Linked DNA regions of Mus musculus: regions 1 and 2 are each linked to region 3. A link is a loop called in an ENCODE intact Hi-C map of the cell type or tissue named here. Cell type or tissue: heart. All regions are shown on one strand.

What was found. Peaks named below come from ENCODE experiments on the same cell type or tissue, not always from the same donor. Only the 100,000 strongest peaks of a DNase experiment are listed, where the experiment ranks them.
Region 1: it touches region 3 in a loop (3-fold over the local background); 7 of 42 quality-filtered maps call a loop at or near these places.
Region 2: a loop joins it to region 3, with 4 times the contacts of the local background. A loop is called at or near these places in 4 of 42 quality-filtered maps.

Annotation. Positions count from the first base shown.
Region 1 is chr7:114,273,228-114,281,227 of GRCm38, forward strand. It overlaps Psma1 (proteasome subunit alpha 1), which reads right to left and starts at 2,889. Exons shown (of 10, transcript NM_011965.2): 1 at 2,774-2,889; 2 at 1,189-1,233; 3 at 799-900; 4 at 585-688. The coding sequence starts at 2,776. In heart, a CTCF peak has its summit at 3,455 (motif pointing right); a DNase peak (open chromatin) is centred at 2,914; H3K4me3 peaks cover 2,418 bases; H3K27ac peaks cover 1,790 bases.
Region 2 is chr7:114,688,862-114,696,861 of GRCm38, forward strand. No RefSeq gene overlaps it. Among named protein-coding and RNA genes, the nearest start is that of Calcb, 26 kb to the right of the region's middle. In heart, a CTCF peak has its summit at 3,669 (motif pointing right); no DNase peak of the experiment used is centred here.
Region 3 is chr7:114,814,564-114,822,563 of GRCm38, forward strand. All of the region lies in intron 7 of Insc (INSC spindle orientation adaptor protein), which reads left to right. Among named protein-coding and RNA genes, the nearest start is that of Gm24982, 14 kb to the right of the region's middle. In heart, a CTCF peak has its summit at 3,182 (motif pointing left); no DNase peak of the experiment used is centred here; H3K27ac peaks cover 486 bases; H3K27me3 peaks cover 447 bases.

The sequences.
Region 1 (8,000 bases), 540 kb before region 3:
AAGGCGTGAGCCACCACTACCCGGCTTATATATACTAAATATTGACATTATGAAGAAAACTAGAATGGTTTAGGTCATCCTTCAACAGAAGAGTGCCCAGCTCTTAGGCATGAAGGGCTTGAGACAATATACATGTCAGCAAGTATCACTTTAAGGGACTTTCAAAATCATTTTAATAGCACTATAAAAATTAAGAAATAGAAATACTTAGTTTCATACTCAAACCCACTAAGGTATTTACAATAGTACAAATTTTAATATTCTGGGGACTGGAGAGATAGATAGCTTAGCTGTTCTTCCAGAGAACCCAGTTTCAATTCCAGTATCCACATAGAACCTCACAATCTTCTGTTACCCCAATACTGGGGGAATCTAATGTCTTCTTCTGGCTTCTGAGGAAACCAGGCACACTCTAGTGCACAGACATACAGACAGGCAAAACATGCACACAAATAAAATAAACAATTAAAAATTACAATATTCTGGGAGATGACTTCCTATATCTTATTTAGGTATTTCTTTTTTTAGAAAAATAGTCTATTAAGAATCAAAATGGATGTTTCATTTTTCATCATCATACATACCATAACAGTCTGGCATCAGCAGTTAGACCCGCAATTGAGATACCAATATGGTTGTCAACATGGAGAATTTTCTTCTGGTGAGCGGCAAGCTCTGACTGTGCTCTCTAAATAGACACAATATGGTATTTTAGTTCAGAGGTTCACTGTTTATCAGTGGAATCTACATTTGATAGTTCTGTTCCTGAGGAAGAAGACAGGGTTATATTTCACTCACCTTCAGTGCAACCAGCACTGCGTGCGTTTTTGATTTTAGACCAACTGTTGCTGAACCTTGCTTAACAGCTTCCATTGCATATTCAATTTGATGAATCCTGCCCTAAAGACAAACATTTTTTTTCACGTTTTAAAACCAATAAACGAATTTTAATTCTAACTTGAAGGTCACAGCCTATAATCTCACAAGCTTTGTTTCCTTTTCTTTTAAGGAGTTCTACTAAGCTGCTCAAATTGCCCACTGACTCCATGATCCTATGGCTTCAGCCAACGGCAGACCAATGAAGATTAAGATGTGTACCACCAAGCCCAGTTTACAATCTCATAGGTCCCTGAACCTACTTCAGCCATGAAAAGTCACTTCATTGATATGGCATAAAACATTTTTTACCTGAGGGCTCCAAACAGTGACATCATTGTCATACTGGTTTCGAAACTGAAAGTGGAAGAAAGATTAAATGAGAACATTACAAAGTTCAAATTTTAACATTAAGACATGTGTTTCAATTGTTACAGCCTCTCTCCTAGTGCAGCTTTCTTGAGACATTATTACAGCACTCAGTTTGCAATGCAATTCTACCTTAACAAGGTCCCTTAACCATGCTGGAGCTGTTGGGATGAATGGACTAGGTTCTCCCTAACTCTATATCCTGCCATTCTCCACAGCACTCCCCTTGGGTAGTCAAGTGCTAAAGAATGCACACACCAACTTTCCCTCCACTTTGCTCATACTGTTCTCTACACAGGGCTCTAATAATCTGGCAAAGGCCTTTTCTGTACATTGACTCAAATGTCTATCTTTGAAGGTTTCTTCTTTTCTCCGAAAATTCTCAGCACAATATTCCAACAGAGCTTGAAGGTTTCTTCTTTTCTCTGAAAATTCTCAGCACAATATTCCAGCAGAGCTTTGAGATACAGGTTTCATGAAGCCCAGTCTGGCTTTTTCCTATATACCTGGGAAAATGATCTTGAAGTCCTGTCTCAACCTACCAAGTGCTCAGATTACAGGTGTCTGCTATCATGACCAACTATACATATTTTTTTCTTCTTTTCTTCCTTCCTTTTTTTTTTTTTTTTTTTTTTTTTTGGTGTCGGTCTCTACACTATGGATGTCCTGGAACTTTGACTTAGGCTTGCCTCAAACTCACAGAATTCTGCCTCTCTGCTTCCTAAGTGCTGGGATTAAACTCGTGTACCATAACACCTTCCAACATACCTTTTTTATCTTTATAGTATGAATAAAGTTATGTTTGGTTTAACTTTGAGCTCTCTACCTGCACCCTGTCACTGGATGAATTAACATATACACAAATCCTCAGTAAAGAGGTGGGCACAAATTGCTACCGTGGCAGACCCACTACAGCCATAATGTCATTACTAAAGCAAGTGTATCGGCTCTTAGGAGAATACTCATAATGGCAAAAAAGGCAAGAGTTCGCATGGCAGACTCCACAGAAGCAGCTCAGGGCCCTGTGCTGTAAACCTGAATCCATTACTTCCCCTTTTAGAACAAAGTGACTGTATGGAGTCTTTCCCGACGGCATTCTAATGAGACAGATTAAGACAGACCCACAAGGAAGATGAATTTGGTCTAAAGACCTGACTGCAGGCTCAGGTCTGCGCAGGCGATGCCAGGTGCACCCCTCCATTCCTATAGCCTTCCTCCTATGCAGATGACAAAGGACCATAGGGCATCTTGAAATCGGCCACCTAAGTAAATTGAGAGGGGAGGGCCTCTGGCTGGGCGAGGGAGAGCGCCTGGACCCCACGTAAGGTGGAGAAGCTGAGCGAAAGGCCGCCCAGGTTACTGATCGTTTCCCGCCGGCCAGGCCGCAGATGCTGAATCACTGTAGGAGACTGTCCGTGAGGTAAGCTCCCTCTCCCACCGCCCCACGCCCCAGGGAACAGAGGCCGATCCCCGACCACGTCAGTGTACCTCAGCCCCAAACCCTTCGAGGACTCGGGGCTCAACACACCATAGCTCCGGCGCAGCGACAACCTGACCCAGCAGCGGACACAGGAACACGGCCCCAACTACGGTTCGGTGATCGTCAAAGAAGCCTGCGGAGTCTTGACGGCGGCGACGCAGGAAGTGCAATCTATCCCAGAGCCACGGATCGGCGTCTAACGCTGCCCCGCCCTCCAGCCTTAAGTGGGCGGGGCCTGCGAAAGCTGAGAACGTGGGATTGGCAGGAAGCTCCGGGGTGGGAAAGCCAATGCGCAGAGAAAGCGGGGGGCGTGGCTTCACGTCACGCCCAGAGTTTCCTTGCTTTTTTTTTTTTTAATCCCCAAGTGGATTGCAGATTCCCGCCAACTCTCGGTCCTCTCAGTTGAACGTCGCCACCTAGCTCGGGATGGTGCGGTGGTCCCTCATAGATCTGTCACAGTGCACAGAGAGGTTTGGGAAACAGCGTGTCTGAAAGAGGCTGCAGAAAAAAAAAAAAAAAAAACAAGTGTGTGTGTGTGTGTGTGTGTGTGTGTGTGTGTTCATATTCCTGGCCTGAGATGCTTGAGTACTTGGAGAGCCCATCCTTAAAGGCTCCATGGTCTCGCATGATCGTGATACTTATGATCATTAGTTGCTATTGTAGGACCTGGTTTCTGTCCTGGCACTTGATCTTCTGCTGTCCACAACCAAATACCGTATCTGGTAGATTAGGCCACTAGGGGGAAGGTGCGAGTTTTCTTACGAGTTTTAAAAGAGTATGTTTTGGTTTAATCCCCAAATGAAATCAAGACTGCTAATTCTGTTGAATAACGTGTACCCAGAGTCAGGTAAGGATCTTTAAGGATCTGAACTTTGATGGCGGAGTAACACATCATTTAAATGTCTATGTTCACAGTAATTAGTATCACATTCTAAATATTTTCATGTCTGTATATATATGTACATTTTTTGTTTTTACATTTGTTTTGTGTGTGTGTCTGTGTCCCTGCATACCCTTTTTTGGGAGTCTGAAGACAACTTGAAGTTGGTGGTTCTCTCCTTGCGCCACGTGGATTCTGGGATTGAACTCAGGTTCACAGCTTGGCAGCTAATATAGCAATCCTCTGAACCATCATGCTTTTTGCTTTTCTTTTTCTCATCTCTCTCTGGGTTTGCACCCTCCCTCCCTCGTTTATATGCTCTCAACAGTTAATTAGATTGCTTTGTTCTTTAAATTCACCAACACTGGCTCTTGTTATTTTTAAAAATTTCTGACTTTAAATTGATAGATAGTGCTGTTTTGTTTTCGCAGCACCAGCACGGTGCCTAGCACATATTAGGTACATAATTTGTATTGCTGAATGAACAATGGATTTGGAATGAATGGGAAAATTAAATGCTCATTTAAAAATGGTTGTGGAACTGCAGAGTGCTGTCTACAACCTTCTGCAACTCTAGGGAATCGGACCTCTTCCGGCTACCGTGACGCTTGTGCATACATGTTGTACTTCTTTTTTTTTTTTTAAATATTTTTTATTAGGTATTTTCCTCATTTACATTTCCAATGCTATCCCAAAAGGCCCCCATACCCTCCCCCCCCCCCCCACTCCCCTACTCACCCACTCCCACTTTTTGGCCCTGGCGTTCCCCTGTACTGGGGCATATAAAGTTTGCGTGTCCAATGGGCCTCTCTTTCCAGTGATGGCCGACTAGGCCATCTTTTGATACATGTTGTACTTCTATACAGAGAAAATACTCATAGACATAAAATAGTTTAAAGCACCCAAATTAGCCCATCTACTTTTGAGATTTCTTTTAGAAGATGTTATAAAAATCTTCACAATTCTTTTCTATAGTCATGTGCCTCACACAAATACATGTTTTAAGATAAGATTATACTAAACTGTCTCTTACTAATACACTTAAAAAGTTTTAGCCAATTTACCATGCCTGTAGGTAATGACCTATATTAATTTTAGTAGTTGCATGGAAGTCTATCATGTGGAAATATAATAATCTAGTATCGGTGAGATCTTAGCAGGTTTTTGCTGTTATTAAAGTAATATGACTATTCTAGTGTACACCTTTTGTGTGTTTGATGAATTTATAACATGTGAGGTCAAAGGGAAGATAGTTATAATTACAATAAATATATGTTAGTTATAAGATGGAATATCAACTTATATTCAGTGGTGACTGACAGGCCACTTTGTATATACTTTCAGCAGCACCATGGGTATTGTGTATTCCTTCTAACTTGTCAAACTGATGAGCAGAAAAAGAAAAAAAAATCCTCTAATTTGAGTGTGCTTTGTCTTTTCATTACTAGTAATAATATTTTTGTGTTTCTTCACTGTTCCTCCAATGATTAAGGAAGTTACTTAATGATTTGCCCTTGATTTTGCTTTTGTTGTTTTCTCATTAGCTTGTAGTTATGATAATGATGCCACTGTGGTCCTACGAAGGAAAGATCTTTCTAGAAACAAAGAAAAGAAAATCCTCATTCTGGCTCACATAAAAGCTGGTGTGTATGTCTGTGTTTATTGTAAATGTACAACAGGAAACCATATAAACAGTCAAGGATAGGAATTTTGGTTTTGTGAGTTTTTTTGGATTTTTGGTTTTATTTTTTCTCTGTGTAATCCTGTCAGTCCTGGAATTTGCTCTGTAGACCAGGCTGGCTTCAAACTTAGAGATCTACCTGCCTCTGCCTCCTGAGTGCTGGGATTAATGGTATGCACAAAGGGGTGCACTACTATGCAGGGGAAGATCGGAAGTTTTAACTTAAAATCTTCTTTTGAGACAATATCCTACTATTTAGCTTTGTCTGGTCTGGTACTTACTGCATAGATTGGGCTAGCATCCAACTTAGAAATCCAGCTGTCTCCAGAGTGCTAGGACTAAAAGTATGTACCACCACAACTGGCTCACTTTAAAATTTTTTACTGAAGCATTCATCATATCTGGCAGAAAGCTTGGGGAGCTTGGGATACCGTATGGTATTCACTAAATCTTGATTAAATTAATGAAAAGTCTAATGAAGGGCTGGAGAGATGGTTCAGCAGTTAAGAGCACTGACTGCTCTTTCAGAGGTCCCGAGTTCAATTCCCAACAACCACATGGTGGCTCACAACCATGTGTAATGGGATCTGATGCCCTTTTCTGGTGTGTCTGAAGACAGCTGCAGTGTACTCATATAAATAAAAAATAATAAATCTTTTTAAAAAAGAAAAGTCTACTAAAAATGGACCTATCATTCCTAAAAATGCCCTTTTGATTTCTATCTTCTCAGAAAATAATATGATATTCTTTCTTTATTCACAAAGCTCCACTTACAGGCCAAGAGAAGAGGCAGGCCGTTCTGGCACTCTCTTTCTGTCTCTCTCTGTCTCTGTGTTTCTCCTTAAGGTCCTAAAGCACATGTTACATTTTTAGTTCTTCTATACCTGTTTTTGAAGATTTGGCTAATGATGCTGAAAAATTGATCAACAAAGACATCTTGTGGGAATGCCAGCTCAGCAAACCATGTTAGTAAGCTAGGTCAGGATTTTTAGTTTTATTTAAATAATTTTATTTTTATTTATTTTTCATGTGTGGGTCGTTTGCATGTATGTATGCATATGTGTACCATATGCATATAGTGTTGATGAAGGCCAGAGAGGGCTTCAGCTTCCTTTCTACTGGAGTTAACAGAGGTTTATAAGCTGCCATGTGGGTGTTGGGAGTACAGCCTGAGTTCTCTGGAAGAGCAGCCAATGTTCTTAACTGCTGAGCTGTCTTTCCAGCCCAATGGCAACCATATAAGAGTAACTTCTAAATAAAAGCAAAGTTGAATTTTTTTTTTTCGTGAGGACTTGCAAATGTCTGTGGTGATCTGTATATGCTGAAGAAATGAGACAGAGCTGGTGCCACATACAAGTGAGTTTGTTCCCTCTGCATGGTGGAAACAAACCCAGTGTGGACTTCTTCCCTGCTTTCGAATGAACTATCTTAGAAATCTCATGACATTTTTGGTCTATCAAGTTAAAAAAAAAAAAAGCCAACAAATTGACTGAGGCTAACTAGTCCATTACTAATGTGAGACCAGTAATTAACACATTCATCATGGTGATAAAATATTAAAGGAGATGCTTCTTGGCTTCCCTAGCTTGAACAAATGGGTGATTATGTCCCTACCTGCGTATTCCCCTGTGCACTCTGTCCAGGCCAACTAGGCTGTCTTCAAAGGTGAAACAGGAAGGGAGACGGTTTAATGTCAGCTGCTTCAGTTCTGTGACTAAAGGTTGATTCCTGAGCTAGTGATGTTAACTTAACCCTGGTTACCGCTCGGGTTTTACAGAGACCCCCTTTGCTTCAGTGAGAACACACTGGTAACCTTGCACACATGGGTAAACGTACCTTCAGGCTATCAGCTCATCGCTAGGGACTTCAGGTCCGTGGCCATCTTCTTTGTATGGAATATTTTTGTCCTTTGATGTGGTCCTGTTTTTTTTGAAACAGGGTTTCTCTGTGTAGCCCTGGCTGTCCTGGAACTCCCTCTGTAGACCAGGCTGGCCTCGAACTCAGAAATCCGCCTGCCTCTGCCTCCCGAGTGCTGGGATTAAAGGTGTGCGCCACCACGCCTGCCTGATGTGGTCCTTTTCAATAGCACATTATGATCCAAAGAAACACTCTCAGAGGAATACTTTGCCTCAGATCTCAGTAACCATGGACTTTGACCAAACCCCAGACTCATTTTTCAGTGTATCAGCAAAATCCCCCCTAGCTCTTTGGCTCTGTGAAGGCCCAGAGTTTTGTCCATTCTGTTCACCATTTTTTGTTTGTTTGTTTGTTTTTTGTTTTGCTGTGTTTTTGTTTTTGTATTCCTAGAGTAGTGACTGTACATGAGAAAAGTATGTGAGCACTGGGTATATAAATCCCTCAGTGTAAGCCTGGCACCAGTCCACTGTGGCCTCTGACCCAATGGTTATATAGCAAAATTACACTAAATCCTTGAAGTTTCTTTCCCTAGGAATAGCTGAGGAAAAAGCTGTTGACTCACAACAATCCAAAAAAATTGCTCTAAAACCCTTCTAAACTAAATTTCCTCCCTAGCTTAGGAGTGAGTAGAAGATAGTCAGGAATTGCAAAAGACTTCGTCTCCACCCATTCCCCCGTTACTGAGAATTTCTGCTTTTGGTGGTTTTCCATTTTATGGTGGAATAGTTGGCATTTGACTTCCTTGGATCCTCAGCCAAACTCGAGGCAGACTCCCATCTTACCACTCACATTCTTAA
Region 2 (8,000 bases), 130 kb before region 3:
AATCCATTTCTAGAATGCTAGCTCCCCTGCTTCCTTGTGTAATGCAGCATGAATTTCCTAACACAGAGATCTACCCAGATCTGCATTCAGGTCACAATCTGTTTCTGACCTCACTGATTCTCAGAATGGTTGTTTATTTATCTAACAATAAGGAGAAGCCCTTGAGGCTTGGAGACACTGAAGTGTAGGGGCTTCTTTCTCCTAGTAAACAAAAGTTCAGCATCTGCTTGCTACCTGGACTACAGATCCCACTTTAAAGAGTATTATTTCAGAGTTCTTGACTGTGTATATGGAATTTACCGAAGCTTTCTTTCCTCCTCTGCTTAGAACACACTGAGGCCGATTCTTCCCTCCCTCTACTCGGTTATTACCCAATGTTAGAGTCCTTCATTTTTTACTCATGTAAAGGTCATACTCTCTTGATAGCACCTGGATTCACTCCCACTATCTACTGCTTATTGAATGCTGCATTTCTAGTAATCATATACTTGCAGTTTTGTTTTATATTTCTAAAGATGGAGGAACATATTTAGTATTTTTAGTTTTCATATTTTATGATTTTTAAAATTAAAATCACTCCCAGAGACCAATGGCCTCAATTTCAATTCTTACTCCATTATATATGCCAGTCATGTGGTCCTTGGGCTTATTACTTAAGTACTAAGTCCCTGTAGGGAATGCAAGCATTAACCCAGTTGTAAGAATTAAATGAGATGGTAGATATATAACCTGTGATATATATCATCCTCAGGGAATTTAGGATGCTACTATTAGCAGTCTTAATTCATATATGATTACATATGTTTAAAGACTACACAGAATCATCTTTAAATTATTATCTAGTCTACTGGTTATTAGACTTTGGACTATATAGATGGCAACAAAAGTAATGTGTAAATGTTTTTAGCAAGTAATGTAAAATGTACTTGCTTTTTATTTTCCGACAAAAGTTAAACAAATAAGCAAACAATAGCTAGAATAATTATAACCATGTTTAATGTGTACAAGTTGAATAGGATGCCATTTCAAAATAAAAATATAGTCTTCTAAAATAAATACAAAAATATTTTGAGGACCAGGGCCAAAAAGGGGGAGTGGGTGGGCAGGGGAGTGGGGGTGGGTGGATATGGGGGACTTTTGGTATAGCATTGGAAATGTAAATGAGTTAAATAAATATTATTAAAAAAATATTTTGAGGAATTTATTTTTAATCTTTCTCATTCAGCACTGAGCAGGGTAATGAAGTGATAGGTAGGTTTCAGAGCTCTGAAGGAAACACATCTCTTACCTAATATAAAACTTGGTCTTCTCTAACATCCTTCATAGTCTTTGATGAAATGCTTCCAGAAGTACGGTGCTTAAGTTCTAAACAATGTGAATAAAGTTATTCTTTGAAATGAACTTTAAGATTCATGATTTGAACTTAAAATTTCAAATCATAATTGCTTGGCCTGTCATGAGCAAGAAGCACAGAGAAAACTTACCCTACTTCATTATCTTCTTATCCTGTACACTGTTTAATGGCTTTTGATGCCAGTACTTACCTTTGTGAAATATATTCTAGTTTGTCACACTTCTTAATTTGTAGACTTTCCTAATTCACAGCAGTGTCTGGGACTATATTGTGTTAGGTAGTAAAATTTGGTAAGAGTGTGGATGCAACATGCAGCTATTCACATAGAAAAACAACCTAGGTAAAGGAGAGCTGTGTAGGTAGTTTACCTCATATTTAGACTGGTGGCAATTTAAAGGAGTTAGTGCTTTGGCACAAAGCAGCACTGGCTGGTGTTCATGCTCATTGTTTACTAACTATACTCTTTGGATACGTGCCTTGACCTCTCTGAGTCTCAATAAGATTTAAATAATTCAATTTATAAAAACTTTAGAATGATGACTAGCATATAGTAAATGCTTAATTAATATTTCATGATGTTATTATTTTTAATATTCATTTTACAGAACAACATTTTTACTGCAATTATTGCTTGGATCTAGTTAGTCGGAAATCTATAATGTCTGAGAATATTACTTAACTAAGATTATAGAATCATAAAAATGTGACCTGAAAATAACTGAGTTTGTGTGGTGGAACTGGGAAACATAGCTGAATTCCAGGCACAGCAAAATAATTTTTATCTTAGTTCTGAGGTCAGAGTTTCAACCTTTTCCTCTCCACTTTTTACTTGTTCCTTGCTATAGCAGAAGGAGAGAATTTAGGAGAACATGGCAGCAGTTAGACTTCTTAAGTAGAATCTGGGTCCCTATGATAGGAAGTATACTTGTCTCTCTTCCCTTTTTAGGCTTCAGGCTAATGGGGCATAAGTCTAGAGAGAGCATGAGTAGCTCTGGCTGGGAGAGACCGCCCACCTTTCTGCGGTTTGGTTCCTTTATCTGCAATGGGTCATGCCAATTCATCTTCAGTTTAGTAGAAGCCTCATTTTAGGCTCTGTTTTAAGTGATTTTAGTCAATTATTTGACAAGACTGATTGACATTTTTATGGTATTGGAAATCAAATACAGGGCCTTCCATATGCACAGCTGGCAAGTTCTCTGCGCTCGAGCTCCCACTGATGACTGACACTTTGATCTAGTTCTAGTGTTAATATATAACCATGGCAACTGTAAAATGAAATTCTGTTATTAATTTCCATTTCTTTGGCTATTGATTGAGCTGTTACTCTATTTACACATTAATTTGTACATTTATTTTGGATATTTGGTATTCAAATACTTACTGAGCACCTTCTGTGTGCCAGAGACTTCTTTAGGCAATGAAACCATAATTAGTGCACAAAACAGACTGAAGTTTCTGCTGCTATGAGACCTGGGGCAGAAAAGTCAGACCGTAAAATAAAAAAACATAAATAAGTCATTGAAGTGTTTATAAATAGAAACTGTATGCAGTGGTGAATGTTGCTGAGGGAAATGTTATAATAGTACCGGCTGGCTGCATAAAACCTCTACTTTGTGCCAAATGCTGTTCAAAGAGCAATATGTTAATTTTTAAAGGTTTTTACTTATTTATTTAAATATGTGTGTGTGTGTGTGTGAGAGAGAGAGGTAAGTAAGTAAGTTGATTCTTTCCCATCACCTTGTGGGACCCAAGGGTTAAACTCAGGTTATCAAGCTAGGCTACCAGCACCTTTATTCACTGAGCCATCTTACCAACCCCATAATTCTTATACCATTACTAGTACCCTACAATGCAGGCTCTTCCCAAAAGCATGGGGATGACTGGAAGGTTGCCATATAGCTAGCCACTGGCCAATCTAGTATCAAGCTCAGGCAGTCTGACTCCAAAGTTCATAAATACAAGATATCAGCTGGTACTACCTCTCAAAACATATTACCATAGCTGCGCTTTCCCTGGCCTTTTCTTCCTTTTATTAAGGCATTGCTTTTTAATCTGTTTATAGACCTGCTCAGAGTTCACTAGAGGTTGATATTTATCAGAGTTGTACTTTTAAGGCATACTGTTACCTCCATGCACTTTTCAAAGGATAATTGTGAATTGCCCCAGGAATGACCTATTTTTGCATTTCCTAGGACCTGTTGCTTCCTGTCCCTCTCTGACTTGACAGCCTGTCTTGTGTGTTGGAGCAGCACTCTGGTTTTGCTCTAGTCACACAGGATTCTGCCAGGTTCCTAGTTGAGTGTCTATCTGCCATGACTGAGGCCACTAGGGGGTGTTCTTGATTTACCATTTCACACCCACACTCAGCAGAGGTAATAGTTGTATATCTAAGTGGCAACCCAAACACTATATGTATGGTTCCTTTTCCAAACCACAGCACATATAAATGCATTATTAATAATATATATGTAAACAATCTAGTACCTTATTTGATGAAATATTAAAATTAAAATTAATAGGATGTTTTGATAGTTAATAATTTGTAAACATTTAAAATATGGAGATGTAAATCATAATATATGTAAAATAAAAATGATAGCAATGGCTTTAGTATGTTTCTGAAAGTGATAGAACTGTGTTTTATAAGGAAAACTTACTGCATATTTAAAAGATTTTTCATTAATAACATTTTGCTACCAAATTCTGGAGGGTAACCAGGAGCAGTGGCAATAGTCTGCAATGTTTTGAGATCTTGATGATAGAATGTGGAGCTGTCAAGCTGGTAGTAACCTAGAAATGACATCTCTACTGGTTAGCTTTTATAGTGTTGGAAATTCCTATGCATCCTACGAAAGGAGAAAAGGAAGCATCAGTCTTATTGTCAGACCCTGTGAGCTCCAATAATGACATGCCTACGGGTGCAATAGTGTCACAGACAGCAAGGAGTAACCAAACCTCTTTTCATCAGACATAAGGCCTGTTCTGCAAGATAAAAACCTATACCTGACACAATTATTGGGATGAGAACCCATGGCTAGATAGGTCCTAGGTCTTAGGGGAGAGAACCTACTATTATTCTGCTAAATGGACAAAATATTAAAATACTAATGACTTATCATTATACCCATAGATTAAGGCACATCTTACCTCTCATCAGAGATGCTTCTCTTTGCAGTAAATGGTGATCAACACAGAGATTCGTAGCTGGCCAAATTGTAAAGAATAAGAGACTAAAATATGCTCAACCTTAAATGGAATGTATATGCTGTGTCTTCCCACATCTGGCTTGGTAGGAATGCTCAGGAATCACTGCAGAGGAGGAAACAGAGAGGATATGAGGGCCAGAGGAAGCAGTGTGTTCTGGATAGAGCAGGGCAGCTGAGCATGTGAACACACAAGCAGTTGTGATAGCATGTACAAGACCTGTCAGACATAAATGAAAGCAAATTTCAGCAGAGAAGAGAGTTGGGCATGAAGTTCCATCCTGATCTGAGGAGCTATTGGCAATTTTTAACTGATGGGATAGGAAAAATTCTGATAAGTTAATGACATTCCAGTGGGAGTGCTTATGTCCAAGAATACTTGGGTAAGCACAAACTGGTCCTGATGTGGAAAAAAAGGCACAAAATTAGGTAGGAAGGGAAGGGGGCATGGATATGGGAAGAGCTGAGGGAGGGGAGGTGAATATTATCAAAACAGGTATGGAATTCTCAATGAACTAATAAATTGAGAGCAAAAATATGTTCTTTTAACTATAAAAATAGGTGATAGGTATATTAATAGATAGATGCATAGATAGATACATGTATTGATGATATATGGATAGATAGGTAGATAGATGGATGGAGATTGTGTGTGTGTGTGTGTGTGTGTGTGTGTGAGAGAGAGAGAGAGAGAGAGAGAGAGAGAGAGAGAGAGAGAGAGAGAGAGAATTAGTTCATGGGTCAAATCTGTCTGCTACCTTTTCTATATATATTTTTTTACAACAGGTTTTTATCATATTATTTCTCCTTCCCAACTAATTCCATATCCTTTTTACCTCCCTACCAAACCAAATTCATTCATTCCCCACCTCTCCCTCTCCCTCTCCCTCTCCCTCTCCCTCTCCCTCTCCCTCTCCCTCTCCCTCTCCCTCTCCCTCTCCCTCTCCCTCTCCCTCTCCCTCTCCCTCTCCCTCTCCCCTTGTACTGGCTAGTTTTGTGTCAACTTGACACAGGCTGGAGTTATCACAGAGAAAGCAGCTTCAGTTGGGGAAATGCCTCCACGAGATCCAGCTGTAAGGCATTTTCTCAATTAGTGATCAAGGGGAAAGGGCCCCTTGTGGGTGGTGCCATCTCTGGGTTGGTAGTCTTGGGTTCTATAAGAGAGCAGGCTGAGCAAGCCAGGGGAAGCAAGCCAGTAAAGAACATCCCTCCATGGCCTCTATATCAGCTCCTGCTTTCTGACCTGCTTGAGTTCCAGTCCTGTCTTCCCTTGGTGATGAACAGCAGTGTAGAAGTGTAAGCCAAATAAACCCTTTCCTCCCCAGCTTGCTTCTTGGTCATGATGTTTTGTCCAGGAATAGAAACCCTGACTAAGACACCCCTGTTGTGATTTGAACAGGCATGGCCCCCATAGACTCATGTGTTTGAATGCTTTCTTGGCCCATAGAGAGTGGCACTAGATGTAGCCTTGTTAGAGTAGGTGTGGCCTTATTGGAGGAAGTGTGTCACTGTGGGAACAGGTTTTGAGATCTCCTTTGCTCAGGTTACATTCAGTGTAGCAGTCAGTCTCCTTCTGGCTGCCTTGGAATCAAGATGCAGAACTCTCAGCTCCTTCTCCTGCAACATGCCTGCCTGCACTCTGCCATGTGTCCTGCCATGAAGATAATAGACTAAATCTCTGAAACTATAAGCCACCTCAATTAAATGTTTTCCTTTATCAGAGTTGTCATGGTCATGGTGTCTCTTCACATCAATAATCAAAACAAACAAATGAAACCCCCAATAAGAAAAACAAAATAATCTTCCAGAGGTCCCGAGTTCAATTACCAGCAACCACATGGTGGCTCACAACAATCTGTAATGGGATCCGATGCCCACTTCTCATGTGTCTGAAGACAGCGACAGTGTACTCATATAAATAAGGTTAAATAAAATTTTTTTTTTAAAAAAGCACACACACATCCCCCCTCCTCCCCCCCAAAAAAACAACCCAAAACCAAATCAAGCCAAACCAAACCAACCAAACAAAAAAACCCTAAACACAAAATCCTGGAGTTTATTTAGTATTGGTCAATTACTCATGGTCATGGGGTCCATCCTGGAGTAAGGCAGATATACACAGTGACTCTCCATTGGAAAAAACTGGTTTTCCCTTTGTCAGCATGTGTTGTGGGTATCAGCGGGGAGTCAGAAAGGAATGGAGATGGGCTGGAAGCAAAGTGAAAGAGATAGTGGGCAAGATCCAGGGTGAGTCCACACCAAGAGGCCAAATCCCAAAGTGATAGAAATGGGCTTGGAGGAGGGGAGCAGGCAGGCTGAAGCAGGACTAATGGTATGTCAGGAGAGATGAGAATGGAGGATGTAAAGGAAGCTAAATGTTACCTCTGTGAGTCCTAGCCTTGTGTAGTGGCTATGTAGCCTGGTAGAGAATGCTTCTCTCTTTTTATATTTTTAAGGGCTAGAAAAATTCAGGTATGAAATTTATACACAGGGGTTAGGGGAAGACATTTTAGAAAAAAATCAAGCAACAAAATAAAAAACATAGTAGGACCCATTGACAGAGAAAATCAATCACAAGAAGGAGAAAGTCAAGTTAATTAAACAGATAGACACACAAAGAAGAAAAGTTAATAAAAATGATCAAAACTGCCAAGGGGTCTGGGGAACAGTCAAGACAATAAATGCAAAAATCCATGGAGTAAAAGAGAGAGGTGAGATAAAGTCAGATTAGATTTATACAACAAACTCAGTAAAGTAATAGTTGTGAATTTCCCAGACCTAGAGAAACAGACATTTAAACACAGGAAGCATTTAGTCCCCAACAGACATGAGCAGAGGACGGGTCCACAGTAGGTCCCAGCTAAGACAAACACCAGTGCAGAAACATTGCTGAAACCTGCAAGGGAAAAATGCCACAGAGGCAGAAACAGCACAGCTTCACATCTGTCACCAGCAGCAGGGAAGCATCTTTCAAACTAGAAGTAAGTAACTGTCAACCAAGTTGTTTGTTAAAATTGATAAAGACTAAGAATAGTTTAAGAAAAGCACAAGTTAAAGTAATTCATGACAAGTAACTACAGAAAAGTCTTAGTGGAATACTATGCACAGAGGAAAAAGAAAGACAAAGGATTAATCAAGCAAGGAGTTGGTACTTGAAAAACAAAAACAAAAACAAAATAAAAAAAAAACTAACAAGAATTAACCAAACTAACCAAAAGAATAACTCAGAAGAACCAAATTAGTAAAATTAGAGCTAAAAATGGAACTGTTATTATAATTCCCATGAGTTATAGATCATAAGAAAATGCTTTGGAAACTTATTTCAGCACCTTGAAAATGTAGAAGAAATGGATAAACTTCAAACCATGTATAACTAACAAAATTAAAGCCAGAAGATATAAACAGGTTAAACAGACCCATAACCAGCAATGACATTGATGCAG
Region 3 (8,000 bases):
CAGCCTTTGTGATTTGTCAAAAATCACCTCATTAGCAAGTATTAGAGGCAGGATTCAAGCCTTGGCTCCAAAGCCACTCAGCATCCCTGCCCTTGCTTGCTTCATGAGAACACTGAAAAAGTTCCTGTGACTTAAACCAGGTTCCCTGGCCCCTGCCCCCAAAGGAAAAGAAATGGTGGGCATTCCTCTTTTCCAGGTCAGATTGCTAAGGGTTGATAAAGTCCTAGTCTCCTTCAGGCAGCCACTCCAAGTCACACACTCTGCCTCTTCCTTCTGGCTGTCAGTCTCCCACTTCTAATCCCATTCACTTGGCCCTTCATACTATCCAACACTCACTCTTCAGACTCATCCTTTCATCATGTGTCTGTTGGGAAGCCATCTCTCCAGTGCAGCTGAGCCCTGAAGAGGTTGAGAGGCAGGCTGTTGAATCTAAACTTGATTCTCTATGCTTATTAAGTTTGAAGAACTTGCAAGTTACTTGGGATAACTTCCTGAGCCTCTTGGACATTTTCCTGATTTAAAAACACTGAAATCTCATGGGACTATTGTATGCATGGCACTTAGTGCACAGTGGGACTGAATTACAGTTTTCATGATTGTGGGCAGGGCAGTATTATTGGTAAGGGCTTTGGAAGAGACTGGACTCTGGGAGGTTACTGTTTATAGGAGGAAGTGATGTAGCCCTTCTGAAATAGGGACTACAAAGGGATTGTTCCCTTGGAGCTAGGCTCAAGGTGTTGGTTTAGGGAAGGTCTCTCTAGAAAGGCCTGTGGAGTCTTCCCTGTAGAAATCTAGTTTACTTCAGCCATAGGCTCCCTCTGTTTTGGTACCAGGATCAGTACACTTCTAGAAGTCAGCCATGCTTTTCCTGGTCCTTGGCAGATAGTCATGTCTTACTAACTGCTCCTGTGTTAGGCTCAGGGTAGAAGGCAAGCAGCTTGCTCCAAAGGCCAAGTGTGGAGAGCCCAAAAGTACAGCTAGAGTGGAGGCTGGCTTGTGACTTGAAGGAGGCTCCCTACTTCTAGAATTCCTGGATTCCTGGTGAAAGAGAACCAAAAAGCCAGTGGAGATTTAGTTCTAGTGGGTATACAGAGGTGCAGGGGAAAGCATTCATAGGAGATGCAAAGGACACTGTGGCTGGTCATTGATCTGTGGTACTTTGTGTCTCTAAGGAGCTCCATGCTCAGTGAATTAGGGGAGCCCAGAGAGATGGTAGTGTTCTCAGGACCACATTTGGGAGACCCAGATCCCAGAATGGAGTGAGAGCAGACACTCCCAACTCCCAAGGTTGACAGATCAGAGCTGCTCTCCTGACACCACAGACTGGCATTGTTAAGAACTGCATGGTTTGTGGAGGAAGAAAGAGTCCCAAGGAGATAGTTACTTCCCTCTGACTTTTGGCATCTTCTGTGCAATGAAATGGTTACCTCTCCTGGTGGAGGGTAGCAATACGCTGAGTCTCCAGTTGGAATCTGTGCATGGGACATATGCTGCCTATGTCTATCTTGTTTGTCTTACATGGTGGTCAAGAGAGACTCTGCATTGTCCCCCAAAGAGACTGGGGGCCAAGGATTTTGCAACAGCCACAGAAGAGTTCCAGGTGTGACTAAAGTAAGGGCCAGGTACTGCTGGCTCAAAGAATGGGACCAAGGATCAGGACTAGTGCTAACTGAACATATGGTTCAGATGAGGAGCTGGGTACCTGCAGAACAGAAAGGCACAGGTCTACGACTGTAAGAGGTTAGGAACTTTCCAAGCCCAGTGCTCAGCCAACTTTAGCCAGCTCTCAAGACAGTTCTAGAAATTTCCCTTTAGCCTTAGACAAGAGAAAGTCTCACTTCCCGAAGAACATTCTTTTGTTTCTACCCAATCACCCCCCCCCCTTTTGTGGGGAAATAAGGAGTTAGTTTACTTTGTCCTGGAGCCAAAGGGAGAGTTTAATGAAAATCGATAAAGAAATTAAGGATGATCAGGGGAGAGCAGAAGAGCTTAATTTCAAGTCCAAGGAAAAAGTCTCTGAGGTGTGGGTGGACGTGGGAAGGGAAACTGCGGCTTACATCACACGCCAGCTCACCTTTCACGCTCTGGGGTGCATGGAAAATAGAGACAGGGAGGTCTAGGCAAAGACCCTGGGCAGGAGGAAGTGGGCTCGGTGGTGGTAGCGGTGGGGAGGGCTCCATTGCCTGCTTACTAGAAGTCTCTCCCCACTGTGCTCTGCTCGGTGGTCATGAGTCAGAAATAGTACATTTAAAAGAAATTAAGCAGTTTCTCCCATCCTGTTGCCCTTTTGAATCTCACAGTTGTTATTCAAGTGAGGCAGGGAGTGGTGGCTACCTCCATTCCGATTTACAAAAGTTCAAGTAAGACTGACAAAGGTAGACAACAGGAAGCACAGGGCCAAAGTGGGAGCCCCGTGCTTGTCCTCTCTGTCCTCTCTCGTCCACTTAGATCCCTTCTCCCCTCCACGATTCAAAAGCAGCAGTAGTGGCCACAGTGTGCGGCCCTAGCACAAGGCAGCCAGCACAAGGCAGCCAGCGACTTACTTTGCTAGATCCAGTCCTGATAGTTACGTGAGGCTGTGTGGGGAGAGGGGCCTCTGGATGATTTGACCCACAGACCCTTCTTTTCTCAGGAGAAGCTCTTGATTAAGAGACGGGCTACTCTGAAAACAGACCCCCCAGATCCTGCCCTCTCCTCTCTGGGACTCAAGTCTTGCTTCCACCCTGTAACTGACAATGAATTCAGCTGCCCTGGGAACAGGCTGGGACTGAACCCAGCGTCTCAGAGCCACAGTCAGCTCTGACTGGAGCATGGCAGAGAAGGGGAAAACCTTGACCCAGTCTTCTCTGAAGAGTGTGACTCATTCCTTTCCCTTACAGTCTAACTTCAGTCTGTCTCCTGGGTAGGAGCAGAGAGGATTAAGGCTTGAAAGGGTGGAATCAAACCCCCACCCCACCCCCATTCCCATCCCGTGTACTTTCCCTCTGCTTTTACTAGGATATCACTGACATGGTGGGCCAGTACTGACCAGAGTGCCAGCTGGGAGCTGCAGCTTTCCTGCCAATCGGTTCCAACCTGAATTTGAAGCTTTGGAGCTGCAAGGCAGTCTGGATACCTAAGTGATTCACACTGGGGCTCTGTGGGACACCATGTGCTGTGCAACAGCGGCCCCTGGTGGACAAGAGCTCTACTGGCAGCCCTGCCAGGCCGCGAGGCAGCATTTTCCTGGAAGTGCTGTGGCTACTGGGCTACGGGCCCCACCATCAGCAGTTAGGACCAGAAAATATATCCTGAGACATACAAGGAGGGAGGGGGAATGGTTAAAATTCAAGACAACCAACGTTTCTTACAGGAATATGATCCTCTAGGTGAAAGATGCAGACAGATCTTGCAATCTACTGTACCCCTAGCCCCTAATCCTGAGGCTTCCCCAAAGGATCAGCTATGTATCTTTTACAGTTAATTAATTAATCATGTGTTATAGAGTGACCATGCACACGTGCCACGGTGCTCATGTGGAGGTCAAAGGACAGCTAGTCATCTTTCCTTCCATCCTGTGGGTAGAGGGGATTCAGCCCAGGCATCAGGCTTGGCCTCTGACTCTGCGCAATGTTTGTTGGGCAGAACACTCCTGTCTCCCAGGTCATGACTGAGCATGCTCCCTGCCACTCATCACCCTTTGGCGTGGGGGGTGGGGGGCTGGAGATGCTGTCACCCTTTGGCTTGCCAAGGAAATGGCTTGCATTTCTTTGCACAGACACAGACACACATACAGACACACACACAGACACACACACACAGACACACAGACACAGACTCAGACACACACACACACACACACACACACACACACACACACACACAAACACACACACACTCCTACCACCAGCCATGGGGCTGACGTGAGGTATAGCCTCTGCCAGCAGTTTCAGGGTCCTGTGTGAAGTGAAGGCAGCAGATGGAGGAGTGGGGCGGGTCCTTCAGCAAGGAAAGAATGGCTAACATATTTGAATATATTTCTGTGGGATATGAGCTAAGTCCCATTACACTCTAGGGCCTCATGCATTGTGCCAGATTCTCCTTTCTCTCTCCCTCTTCAGACTCGAATCATTGCATCTCCAAGCAGACAGAGGAACTGGTGGTCCAGGATGCATAGCCAGTGTGAGACAGATGAGATAAAGAGCAAGCAGTCAAGGCTGGGGATGCTTCCTGGGTAGAGGCTGCCACGCTGGCATTAGCACGGATGCCTGTTCTCTCGTGGCTAGTGGCTCTCTAAGGAACCAGAGGATGTTTCCCAATAGCATTTAGTAAGTTTTCTGGTAGCATGTGGAGTATGAATGGATTTTGTAAGACACAATGTGAAGTAGGAAAACGAGATGGTGCTGAGCTCTCTCGGCTGGGAACTCTGGTACCTGTCCCCTGGGTGTGTCTGTCCCCTGGGTGTGCGCGGATGCTTCCCGAGAAGCCATTGGAGCAGAACTTGCAGCCTTTTGACCCGGTGCCCTGCTTTGGAACGCTCCCTTCCTTCTCTGTGTGGGGGCAACCAGGGCTGAGAAGACTCTGGTCTGTGGATAAAATGTTACTTAGTGTGCATTTCTTCCAAAGGACTCAGGAAACACGGAAAATTCTCTGTGAAGATGATGCTAGTTCTGTGGTGAAGAGAGGCTGTACCTTAGGGGACATTACAAAGGGGAATTGACTGGGGGCGGAGGTGATGCTTCTGGCACACACAGCAATGTGATGCTGGGCTACCCTTTGGCTTTTGAGTGGAGAAGCGTCACTGGGAGCAGGGGACACAGGGCTTCTGGCAGCAAAAGGAAATGGGAGACTGTGAACATCTGTGAGCATCAGTGCAGATTGGGATGGAACTGAACCAGAAGCGTGCCCTTCCTTGGACATTCTGGTACTGACCGTGTAGAGCAAGTGATGGCGGGCCTGTTGATTGCCCACAGAGAGGGAAGGGCTGTGAGAAAAAAGATGAGGCTTACGGGGAAAGGGAGACAGACGGACAGAAAGACCTGTGGAGATGATGAGCGTGTTCAATTTTCAGAGCTGGGCTGGGGCCTCTTCTTAGATCAGTTCAGAAGCACAGATGAACATGTTTGTAGATTTACGAGACAGTCTCCTGCCTCTGACTTACTCAGGCACAAATTCATCTTTTATGATGATTTTGAAGTTTGTTTCTCTGATGAGTAACGATTCAGAGAACTGTTTCATATCCTTGCTGTCCATTTGGTTGTCTTGTGTTTTTTTTTTTTTTTTTGAAACGACAGTCTGAGATGTTTTCTCATTTAAAAACATCGGATCGTTTGTCTTGACTTATTGATTTATAAATTTTAAAATGTATTCTAGACACAAATCCCTTTTCAGATAGAGATGGCGAGAATAAATGTTGTCAGCCTGTGGTTTGCTTTATCTTTCTCTTAATGTTGTCATTTGATAAATAGAAAGTCTTGATTTTGTTAAGGTCCTATTTATTGATCTTCCTTTTTATAGTGAGTGCTGCTTCTGTCTATTTAAGAAATCCTTGCTTTCTCCAGAATGCTCAGGACATTCTCCTGTATTTTGTTTGACACTGTCCTTGTTTTGTTTCTGTTCTTGTGATAAAATATCTTGACAGAAAGCAGCTTAGGGGAGAAAGTGTTTGAGTTGGTGATTTTAGATTACAGTCTGTCACTGGGGGTTGGGCTGTCCCAGGGCAGGAGCTCTAAGCAGTTGGTGACATCATATAATCAGTCAAGGAAAGAGAGTATTGAATGCATGGATCCTTGCTTGCCTGCCCTCAGCTGGTTTCCTCCTTTGTTATATTGCTCAGAAGACCCTGCCTAGGGATTGGTGCCACCTAAAATGGGCAGTTAACAGTTAATCCTAAATCATCTACCAATCAAGGCAAATTCCCACAGACATGTCCCACAGGCCAATCTGGTCTAGAAAATTCCTTATTGAGACTTTCTTCACATGAAGTGATTCTTTTGTGTAAACAAAGTGATGGATATAGTCTGTCCTGTTAGTCTTTTTGGACCATCCTTTTACCAATATAACACTGAGTACCCCAGTCCAAAAAAAAAAAAAACCCTCAATATTGAATTGTACAAGTACTCTCTGTTCTTTAAGACGATATTGGCAAATCTTTAGATTTCTATATTCATTTTATAACCAGCTTGTTGGAGTCTACAAAATACCTGCCAATACTTTAATTAAGAGTTCGTTATATTTCTATATGTTTGACATCTCAAACAATTAAAACAATCTGATCAATGAACATAACGCACCTTACTCCTTAGTGTAGACTTTAAGGATTGACCCCTCATACATCTTTTAAATCTTTTTTCATAGCTATGGTTTATGGTAATGTAAGTGGTACTTTAAATGACCACTTTGGAAATCATCCTGCTAATACACAGAAAATATCCTTGATATTTTGTGGTTGTGCTAAATCTGCTTATACATTTTAGTAGAGTGCTGAGTGTTTCACATTTTTCTGCACATCTAAACCTCCTGTAAAGAACATAAAGAACAGCATAAAGAACAGCAGGCTTGCTTCCTTGCAACCAGTATTTCTTTTCTCGTGTGACTGCATTGGCGAGCACAGTGTTAGATGGAGATGCAGGTGATGGATCCCATTGTCTTGTTGCCAAATTCAAAGGAAGGCTAATGCATCATTGACTAGTTTGTTGCTGTGTATGATGCATCTTGAGGAAGTCAAGTTAGAAAGCAGGCACTCTCCAAAATCTGAAGGCTGTGTCAACTCTCTTGTACTACAATCATCCCAGAACTCTGGTATTCAACCCAAGGTGTCCATTAGACTTACATGAAGAACTTTTCAAAAAAGATAGGCCATTAAAATAATAATTCAGTTGGTTAAATTGAATATATACATATATATATATATATGTATATGTATATACATTTACTGAGATAAGGTTTCCTTGTGTAGCCCTGGCTGTTCTAGAACTCACTTTGTAGATCTCAAACTTAGAGATCCACCTCCCTCTGCCTCCCAAGTGCTGGGATTAAAGGCCTGAGTCACCATGCCCAACTAGCATTATAATTTTTAATATTTCCCCAGACAATGGCACTTATCATCTTATAATCACTGACCTAAGCCCTTTGGCTACAGCCCAGGTCCCAGCTGGGCCTCCATGGAAGTTTGTTGAAAATGTAGCATTTTCATATAGCACAAGGCTAGTAACACCGGTGAAGGAACAGCCACTCCCGCCCATCTATTTGAAATGTGCTTTAAGGAAAATTCTCTGCGAACACAGAGCTTATTTTCTAGTCATACTCCCAAGTGATTCAAGCCACGATTGCTCTCCACTGCAGGTATCCCTTTCAACTTTCTTTGCCTGTGCATCTTCCTCTCTCTGCCCTATTGGTTTTTTCCTCAGAGGGGCCACATGACCCCTGCTATCCACGCGTCCATGTTCTGTTGTGACTTGGTATTTGCGTTTATCCACTTGTGTTTGAAATAACAGCAGAGGTGGAGTGGAGCCTGGATATGTTGGCTTCGAGGAGGGAGGATGCTCTTACCTTTTGGAGGCTTGTTTAGTTTCTGTGGATTTGTATTGAGTTGACATCTCTGCCATAAGTCCACCTCTGCCATAAGTCCACCATTTTATAAGGGGGGCCTTGGACCTCAGGCATTGCCACAGCTTTGTCCTAAACCTTGTCCCATCCTGCTTCATATTTTGCTTTCTGCTTCTGACCCACATGTTACTCTACCTTGTCCTTGGCTTCTGTTTGTCTTCTTGTTTTTCTCCAACCAGGATTCAAATTTCTTTTTAACTGATTATATTCTAGAGGAACTTAACTATTCTTGGAATTCTCATTTGTTTTGAGTTTTCCTGTAGGTCTTAGATACCTAGGTAGCCAGAATCATGAAGGAGATAGTTAGCAGTCTTAGGAGCTGGGTGTGGTGGTGCATGCCTGGCATTGCAGCTCTTGGGAGGCTTACGCAGGAAGATTTTTAAGATTGAAGCTGGTGTGTTCTCAGCCAGAAG